2 separate regions of the Homo sapiens genome follow, and region 1 is linked to region 2. Evidence: read pairs that join two places in POLR2A ChIA-PET (ENCODE). Cell type or tissue: Panc1. All regions are shown on one strand.

The links. ChIA-PET counts read pairs that join two places held together with the same protein. Peaks named below come from ENCODE experiments on the same cell type or tissue, not always from the same donor. Only the 100,000 strongest peaks of a DNase experiment are listed, where the experiment ranks them.
Region 1: POLR2A ChIA-PET joins it to region 2 with 6 read pairs; 1 of 35 experiments calls an interaction of 5 or more read pairs at or near these places.

What each region holds. Positions count from the first base shown.
Region 1 is chr6:9,511,994-9,516,993 of GRCh38, reverse strand. No RefSeq gene overlaps it. Among named protein-coding and RNA genes, the nearest start is that of HULC, 860 kb to the right of the region's middle. In Panc1, no CTCF peak of the experiment used is centred here; no DNase peak of the experiment used is centred here; H3K4me3 peaks cover 542 bases; H3K27ac peaks cover 2,350 bases.
Region 2 is chr6:10,022,460-10,027,459 of GRCh38, reverse strand. It overlaps the pseudogene OFCC1. Among named protein-coding and RNA genes, the nearest start is that of TFAP2A-AS2, 380 kb to the left of the region's middle. In Panc1, no CTCF peak of the experiment used is centred here; no DNase peak of the experiment used is centred here; H3K27ac peaks cover 813 bases.

The DNA.
Region 1 (5,000 bases), 510 kb after region 2:
TTAGTGTAGAAAAACTTGAGAAGTTACTCACTTAGATATGAATGGTGGAACAAGTGGGAAAAGGGAAAGCAAGAAGCAAATAATTCAGTTCTAATTGTTGCAGAAAGAAAGAGAGCGAGCGAATGGAGCCAAGTATTCATTCTGCCTCAGGTAATAAATGATGAAGAATGAAGAAAGATACCCCTCTGCTGCCGTCAATTCAGGACGCTGGTACAGGCACAGCATGGGCCCATGGAGAACACCTACACATCCAGCCCTACCTGAGCAGCAATTTCCTTCAGAAGTGCAGCTCTAGGTTTTGGTTTTATCTGAGGAATCACCTTCCTCCTCCTGCCAAGGAAGTAAAAAGTCCTCTGGAGTTATTAAATGATAAGTCAGAGCAATTCAAATAAAAGGTGATTAGCACCTCAAAGAACCTCACAAAAGCAATTTCTAGAGGTACTCTTTGCTGCAGAAGTCCTTTACACACCCAAATCCCTTGGCTCAAGGTCCCATCACGGCAGATTAGAGGTTGCTGGGTGGAGTGGAGCAAGTGTTCCTCTCGTTGGGATGGTTGGCTACGTCTCCCAGGAATGCTGACTCACAGGAGAAAGAGCAAGGGGAGGATCCAGCCTGCAACCTCAGCCCCCACAGGGTGTCCAGTTTACACAGCCCAGGGCCTGTCATTCAACAGGAGCCCGGGTTAAAACCAAAGCCTCACATTGGCAGCAAAGCAAGATACCAACCTCTCAAGTAAAATTTGCTGTGCGCTGCATCGGCCTCTATTTAAAGCTGATCAATCCTGGTAGGGCCCCTGTCACTATAAACTGCACTTCTCAGAGCTGTATTTTTAAGTAGGGAACTGCTTACAATAGCCATTTACAACTGTATGCTGTTTAATTAGCCAGCCTGGGCAGCGCTGCAGGCATAGATCACTTTGCTTTAAAGATTTCAGAATGTTAATAGTACAGTATATCATTTTAATTATTACTGGATTAATGTTGTGTCTCGAAGAACACCTAATGCAAATCATGAGGAATGGCCTGAAGTGACCCAAGGGTTGCGAGGTTTTGGAAAAGTAATAGTTCTGATGCTTAAATATAAGGACATTTTCTTTGTTCAAATGTCAGTCAGCATTCAGCAGCAGGGCTTTGTGGGGGCAAAGCTTTGTTTCGTTTATTAGTAGCAGTATTCTGCAGTTCAGGCTAAGAAAGGCCAAAGAGTTGGGTGAGAACTGCGAGTCTAGTGTGGTAGCCACCAGCCAGGCATGTGTGCTAAGAAGCGCTTGAATGTGAGTATTCTTCAGTGAGAAGTGCTGTCAGTGAAAAACACACACAGGATTGCAAAGACTTAGTACAAAACGAGGTGTAAAGTATCTTACTAATTTTTTTTATATTGGTTTCCTCTTTCAATGATAAAATTTAAGATATAAATGGTTAAATAAAAGCCATGATTAAAAAGTAGCCGGGTGTGGTGGTGCTCACCTGTAGTCCCAGCTACTAGGAGGTGTGAGGCTGAGGGGGGAAGATCACTTGAGACTGGGAGGTCAAGGCTGCAGTAAGCCATGAATGTGCCACTGCACTCCAGCCTGGGTGACAGAATGAGACCCTGGCTCAAAAAAATGAAAAAAAAAGTTAAAGATATGAAACATTAATTTCACCTTAATTTTTTAAAACTATTTTTAGTTTAGCTATTAGAAAATGTGTAATTACACGGATAGCTCAAACTAGTGACTCACATTTCATTTCATATGGCCAATGCTGGCCTACATTTCCAGGAAAAAAGAGAAAACTCAGGCCAACAATAAAAGTGCATTTAAAATTTCTTCTTTATTACCACTAGCTATATGGCAAGACGCTGTTAGTTTCATTTATACACACATACATGCACACACATATGTACATATGTGTATACATATGTGTAGGAGATACATATGTATATGTGAGATACATGTATGTATATATACATGTTTATACACACATACATGTGTATATATAATATGTATCTCATATATACATATATATCTATCTCTCCTATATCATATAGATGAGAAAGAGATATGTATCTTTTTTTAAAAACTTTTTTTAGTTTAGCTATTAGAAACTTTTTTTTGGCCAGGCGCAGTGGCTCATGCATGTAATCCCAGTACATGCGAGGCTCAGGCGGGCAGATCACTTAAGGTCAGGGTTCAAGACCAGCCTGGCCAACATGGTGAAACCCTGCCACTACTAAAAAATTACAAAAATTATCTGGGCATGGTGGCGTGTGCCTGTAATCCCAGCTACTTGGGAGACTGAGACAGGAGAATTGTTTAAACCCAGGAAGCAGAGGTTGCAGTGAGCTGAGATTGCACCACTGCACTCCAGCCTGGGCAACTGAGTGGTACTCCGTCTCAAAAAAAAAAAAGAAAGAAAGAGAGAAAGAAAGAGAGGAAGGAAGGAAGGAAGGCAAACTGCTAAATTCCATGGATATGGAGAACCAGTTAAAAGAAAACAACAAAAAAATATAAATTAGCAGGGTCTGCAAAGTTTGTGGAAAGTTAGAGAAGCACTAACTAAGCTTGTCAGGAAGCTATGGAGCTAACAAATTCCAAGGATGAACTAAAATCTCCTCCCAGAGCCTCACCTTTGCCACCATCATGCTGTTACTTGTTGGAAAAAGCTTCATTGTATCAACAGTGCTTCACAGCAAGTGTTATAAATGCTCTACAGCAAACCATGATTAAACCCATGAAGTATGTGCCCATGTAAGAAACACAGGAGAACATAGTTTTGACTCTACAACACTGAATGTCTAATTTTAAACAGATTTGAACACGCTCTTATGCCCTTCTCACCCCCTATTCCTGCACATTTGTTTGTCAAATGCCCACTTTCTTCGGTAATATAAGAGCCAAAAATTTAACAGGGGAAATGGTGTCAGGTTCACTCTAAAGGAGCTGAAATAAGTTATAAAGATGTCTCATTTGAACAAACTATTTTAAAGACATTTTTATGTCTTTGGCATTTCAAAATTCTCTATTAATATTTCCAAGAAATACTCATGCAGTCATCTGCTTTTGAAAGCTAGATTTCTTTTTATTTATTTATTTATTTATTTATTTAAATTATACTTTAAGTTTTAGGGTACATGTGCACAATGTGCAGGTTTGTTACGTATGTATACATATGCCATGTTGGTGTGCTGCACCCATTAACTCATCATTTACATTAGGTATATCTCTTAATGCTATCCCTCCCCCCTCCCCCCACCCCACAACAGGCCCTGGTGTGTGATGTTCCCCTTCCTGTGTCCAAGTGTTCTTATTGTTCAGTTCCCAACTATGAGTGAGAACATGCGGTGTTTGGTTTTTTGTCCTTGTGATAGTTTGCTGAGAATGATGGTTTCCAGCTTCATCCATGTCCCTACAATGGACATGAACTCATCCTTTTTTTATGGCTGCATAGTATTCCATGATGTATATGTGCCACATTTCCTTAATCCAGTCTATCATTGTTGGACATTTGGGTTGGTTCCAAGTGTTTGCTATTGTGAATAGTGCCACAATAAACATACGTGTGCATGGGTCTTTATAGCAGCATGATTTATAATCGTTTGGGTATATACCCACTAATGGGTTGGCTGGGTCAAATGGTATTTCTAGTTCTAGATCCCTGAGGAATCGCCACACTGACTTCCACAATGGTTGAACTAGTTTACAGTCCCACCAACAGTGTAAAAGTGTTCCTATTTCTCCACATCCTCTCCAGCACCTGTTGTTTCCTGACTTTTTGATGATCGCCATTCTAACTGGTGTGAGATGGTATCTCATTGTGGTTTTGATTTGCATTTCTCTGATGGCCAGTGATGATGAGCATTTTTTCATGTGTCTTTTGGCTGCATAAATGTCTTCTTTTGAGAAGTGTCTGTTCATCTCCTTCGCCCACTTGTTGATGGGGTTGTTCGTGTTTTTCTTGTAAATTTGTTTGAGTTCTTTGTAGATTCTGGATATTAGCCCTTTGTCAGGTGAGTAGATTGCAAAAATTTTCTCCCATTCTGTAGGTTGCCTGTTCACTCTGATGGTAGTCTCTTTTGTGGTGAAGAAGCTCCCTAGTTTAATTAGATCCCGTTTGTCAATTTTGGCTTTTGTTGCCATTGCTTTTGGTGTTTTAGACATGAAGTCCTTGCCCATGCCTATGTCATGAATGGTATTACCTAGGTTTTCTTCTAGGGTTTTTATGGTTTTAGATCTAGCATTTAAGTCTTTAATCCATCTTGAATTAATTTTTGTATAAGGTGTAAGGAAGGGATCCAGTTTTGCCAAGTCAATCCTAAGCCAAAAGAACAAAGCTGGAGGCATCATGCTACCTGACTTCAAACTATACTACAAGCCTACAGTAACCAAAACAGCATGGTACTGGTACCAAAACAGAGATATAGACCAATGGAACAGAACAGAGCCCTCAGAAATAATGCCACATATCTACAACTATCTGATCTTTGACAAACCTGACAAAAACAAGAAATGGGGAAAGGATTTCCTATTTAATAAATGGTGCTAGGAAAACTGAAAACTAGATTTCTAAAGTCAGTCAATACCTATCTATTCTCTATATGTGACACTAGGTGAAGAAGCAGAAAACATACCCATTGTCACTGCATTAGAAATGTGCAGAGCATGTTCATTGTGCTTCTGCACTAAAACAAAAAGGAATACTTGAATGTATATGGTAACTTCAATATGACAGGAAAACAGGACATGCGCGTTTTAAATGGAATGCTCCTAAACTGTTGTCCAAAGCCTTTCTATGTTATCAAAGAAACTTCAGTGAAGCAGAGGACTTTCTATTCTTTAGCCTCAAACAGATCTTTCTTTATCGTGGTCCTGATCAATAAAAATACTGAAAAGGATCCCCTAAAAAATATTGATTGCATTGCCCAGTCTGTACTTAGAGAGGGAAACATCTTCAGCATAAAAAAATCATTTAAGTGAGAGTCTGCACGTGGTGCTTGGACGATTTTCCACATGGAGTTTACTCAGT
Region 2 (5,000 bases):
CGTGGGCTGTTTCACAGAAACACATCACTGATCTAGTCTTCTAGATTAGAAGAAGGTGTGTCACCAGTTTCACCAAGAATGGCAATTGTAACTTGCTGCAGCAGAGCTAATTGGAGAAGCTGGTTTCTTTGCTGTATAAACAAATTTTTAAGATGGCAAAGTTGGAAACATAAAGAGACATATTCAGAAAGCATATAGCGAATTTGATAAGAAGTTTTCTGTCAACAACACCACCCACAAACCCCACTTCTAGCTGGAGTGAGAGTAAAATATATTATTATTTTAGTTATGGAAATGTTGTTAGAATATTATGAGGATAAGGCTAAGCAATATTTCATACAAAGTAAAAGGTCTTCAGTTAAGCTACCAAATAATTATTTGTCTGTAGAATATAAGACTTAACTAAAGACCAATTTATTCAACATTTTAAAAACTTCAAGTACTATTTTTTAGCTTTGGATGAGTTGTGTGATATGAGACACTGCCCTTTCAATACTTTGCTACATTTTGTCTCAAAGGACTTCCAAATTTGTAAATAAATGTTAATTCATAGCTTTTAAAATTTATATTTTTCTTCTTACATCTATCAAAGAATTTAACCTAGATATTAAAATATTAGCTTTTTTATTATGATGGACAGTGTTCTAACTGTATTTGATAAAAAATCAAATTTTGCTGGCATATTAAAGCAAAATACTATTTCCCTTATTTCTTTCACTGTATATTTGTGCAAACATTTCTGAAATCGATTCTGTGAAGACTGTCATGGATATGGTTACTAAAATCATTCCATATAGATTTGCAAATGTCAGGGATTATCTCCAGTTTGTGCAACTTTGGAAAGAGACAGAAGGCAATGAATTTAATGATCTTGTGTTCTTTTCTGGTGCTCATTGGTGGAATCATGAAATAATTTTACAAAGACTTACTGTGCTGTTAACTCCAATAAAAAGAATGCTCAATGTATTCAATATCAAAAATCAAAAGCAAAAATACATGTACCCCAGAAATATATATACCTACTATATACCCACAAATATTTTTAAAAAAGCAAAAATGGCAATGTGATTTATATTTTCTCACCAAACTACATTGCATATAAATGAGCCATATCTAAAGCTTCTAAGAAAGGAAAAGCTTATTTGTGATCTCAGTAGGCAAGTCTAAGAATTTACGTTGAAATCAATAATAACGACTTCATGGTCAGTAAAAATGATTTTATACTTTTTTTCTAACATAAATCAATATGCAGAATATTTTAATTGTAATCAACAGCATTGTGTAAATTGGCTAAATAAACTATAAGAAAATTGTAGAACGCTTTGTTGGTATTGACAAATTTAAAATTGCATTTCAGTTTATGCAATACATTTTTGAAGTCAATGTTAATAATACTGAGTTGACACAAGAGTTAGTGAATTTGCTCAACTTGGACAGACATGATTCTGAAACTGATATGCTTCTGATGCAAGACAAATAAGTCTTTCCAAAAGAGAGGAATCAGTTTTGTTAATTTAGTTATAAAAACTGTAGAAAAATGATTTTTTGGTATTTGATTTAGTTACTAAAAACTTGTAAGATTATTGGAAAAACATGGTTATGTGAATTTACGTTTTCAACTTTAAATTTCATGAAATCTAAATACAGTTTATTGAGAGGTGAAGAAAATGGTTAAAGGGTATAAATTTTCAGTTATAAGATGAATGTTCTGAAGATCTAATGTACAGCATGGTGACTAGCTAATAATTTTGTATTGTTCACTTGAAATTTGCTAAGAGGGTATCTCTTAAGCGATCTCACCATATACACATACCACACACACACACACACACACACACACACACATTGGTAGCAAGTGTGGTGATGGATGTGTTAATTAATTTCATTGTGGTAATCGTTTTGCAGTGTATATGTACAAGTCATCACATTCTACACTTTGAATATATATAATTTTTGTCAGTTATATCTCAATGAAGCTGGAACTAAATAAATACAGCTCAATATTTTCAATGAAAACTAATATATGATCTAAGTGTAAAATACATACCTGGTTTTGGAGATTTCATACAAAATAAGAATATTAAACAGCTTGTTAATTTTTTATGTTGATTACCTGCTTAAATGATTTTGAAATATTGAGTTAAATAAAATATATTATTAAAATTATTTTTAACTTAAAATATCCTTTTACAAATGTGGCTACTAGAAAATTTAATATTACATTTATGGCCCACTTTTTGTTTCTATTAATGTCATTCTAAGTAAATCCTAACATTCTTCATTTGTTATCATTTATATTGATGTCTAGGCTTGGTTTAACAAAAATTATTATTCTTTTCGTGATGAGGAAGACTTCTTAGAATCTTTCACGAGTTATTTGAGCTGCAAAAAAAAAAAAAAAAAAAAAGAAGGAGCTGCCTAGCTCCTTCTAAATTGGCCTAATTCATATATTACAGCTGCCAGTTAGATTGCTAATACCTACAATATGTGTTCTTGTTCTCCTTTGTTTTGTTATACTATGTTGGTATTAGAAGAAAAACTATAATTTTTTCCAATATTATGGTCTTATTAGAACACTAGAATGAAGCAGATAACCATCTGTTAATAGTGTTAATAGTGTGTGTTTGCTTTTATATGTGTATATCTATATCTGGTTCAATTCTTGGCTACATTATTTAAATTTTATCTCCCTCTACTTGTTTGAAAGTATGAATTCTAGCATATAACCACAGTTTCCTCTCTATTATGGTAAATAGGTCATTTGTGATCTGAACTAGACCCATCTTGACCATCAGCCATTTCTAGATTACCATGTAATTATCAGCCACCTTACATAGAGTTAGCTGAGAATGGCTGGTACGGCCTGCTTGTAGGATCTATGATCAGTAGCCTGCAGGTGAATTTGTAGCTGGTTTCTACGGATTATCTCACTAGGGTTTGGGAAAGTCTTGGAGATAATAGATCTGTGATTGCTTTTTCTTTGAGTTCAGTCTCAGATTCTCTGCAGTGGAGTTACGCGAGTCTGATTTTGTCTGGGCCATCTTTGATATCCTTGCTGGGGTCAGAATGAACCAAAATGCATACCTAAGGAGCATCTCCTGAATACATTTCTTGTTAATGTTTTATATTATCTGTCAACTGACCAGTGAGACTGCAAAAGGAAAACTAGGAGTTTCTGATATTCGCTTTTTTTTTTTTTTTCATGGAGAGAATTAACAGATTGGCTACACCTCTTGACAAGAGGAAGGTTTTTGGAATGAAAGTGAGGTCCAAGTCCTAGATTGGCAGAGAGAATCTGCTAATCATAGCATCATATCTGCTGATCTGCTGAATAAGATCAGCAGATGAAAGAAATAAAACTTAGCAGGAGGCAACTTGTGTACAACAAACAGGTGCACTATTGTAGGTACACTGAATTGGGTTATTCACTGAGGATCTGAATTATGTTAGCAGTCATATTGCTGTTGATTTAAGAGACACAATTGTCATGAAAGAAGAAATGGTCGTTGTAGTAAACAATCTGAAGCCACAATAGAATTGGCTGTAAATTTTCTGTTGTCAGTGAACAAAGCAAGTATGATTACACTCTCTTATTGTATACATGCCTAAGAAGGTAGATCCTATTCTATGACTCTATTTTCTATTTCAGATTCTTGTGGCTAATTTAAACCTGGTTTGACCTCCATGAAAACATGATATAGGAAGAGGGCAAAACCTGTACCTCAGTAGACCTGTGGGATGTCCCTGGATGATCTCTACCATAAGGAATCACTAATGTCTTGGCCACTGTGGTATTACTGTCATCTCCATGACCATCATGGTTGAAAAACTCATTTTATTAGTGAGTGGTTGTAGCCTCATTCACTCCCACACATTCATTCATTTATTCTTTCAGCCAATACTTCAATAACACTCAGCATATGACATGCCTGATGACAGGCACACTGTCTCTGCCCTTGAAGGACTCAGTGAGGTGGAGGAGACACAGGAAAACCCCAAAATACAGGAACATTATAAGCACTGTGATTGCTGTGTGAGGATGATGATGGTGAGGGCACAGGAGAGGAACTCTTCAGTGACAAGAAGTCAGGCAACACTTTAGCAAGGATTAGGTATTTGAACTGAAACTCAAATGACGTCCAGAAGTTTGCCAAACACACAAGGTAGTTGAGTGCAGCCTAGGCAGCAGGAACAGCATGAGAAGAGGTTAAAGAGTCACAGCTGCAGGAGGTACAACATAGCCAGAGCCTTGAATGGTCAAGGGCGTGGTGGGAAGGAGGCTTGAGAGGCAGGGCTGGGCTGTTGAAGGGCCTTAGAAACCATAGTAGGGAGTGAGGTCTTGGCTATGTAGATGCTGAGCAGGAGTGTAAGTTTTTAAGTAGAGGAGTGACCTGATCATATTTATGTTGTAGGAAAAGTGTTTCTGCAGAAGTGTGGAGAATTAATTTGAGGGGAAGGCAGAGGTGGTGGGCCCACTGTGTAACCAGGGGCCACGAGGCCAGGCCAGGTATCACAATCAGTGAGGGTGGGAGAGTGCTGGTCTAAATGCTTTACAACAGGTTCTCCAAAAGAAAAGGTAAATTGCAGGTTTGTAGCATTTGTTGATTTTTTATGGTGTAAACATTGTCACCATGTTCGATTTCAAGCTACAGACACACTGTCGCTACTGAACACACAGCCGCATGCCATTATATAGTATTTCCACCAGACACAATGGGGCAGGATGATCTCAAGCGCATAGGTAATAGTAAACTGGAGTAAAATAATTAGGAGGTGATGAGTTTTAACCATTTAATGCCTTTTTAATCTAATTTATTTAATTTTAAGTTTGTGTAATTTAATTTTTCTCTTTTTCTTTGAGATACAGTCTCTCCCTGTCACCGAGGCTGGAGTGCAGTGATATGATCTCAGCTCACTGCAACCTCCACCTGCTGAGCTCAAGTGGTCCTCCCACCTCAGCCTCCGAAGTAGCTGGGACTGCAGGTCCGTGCTACCATGCC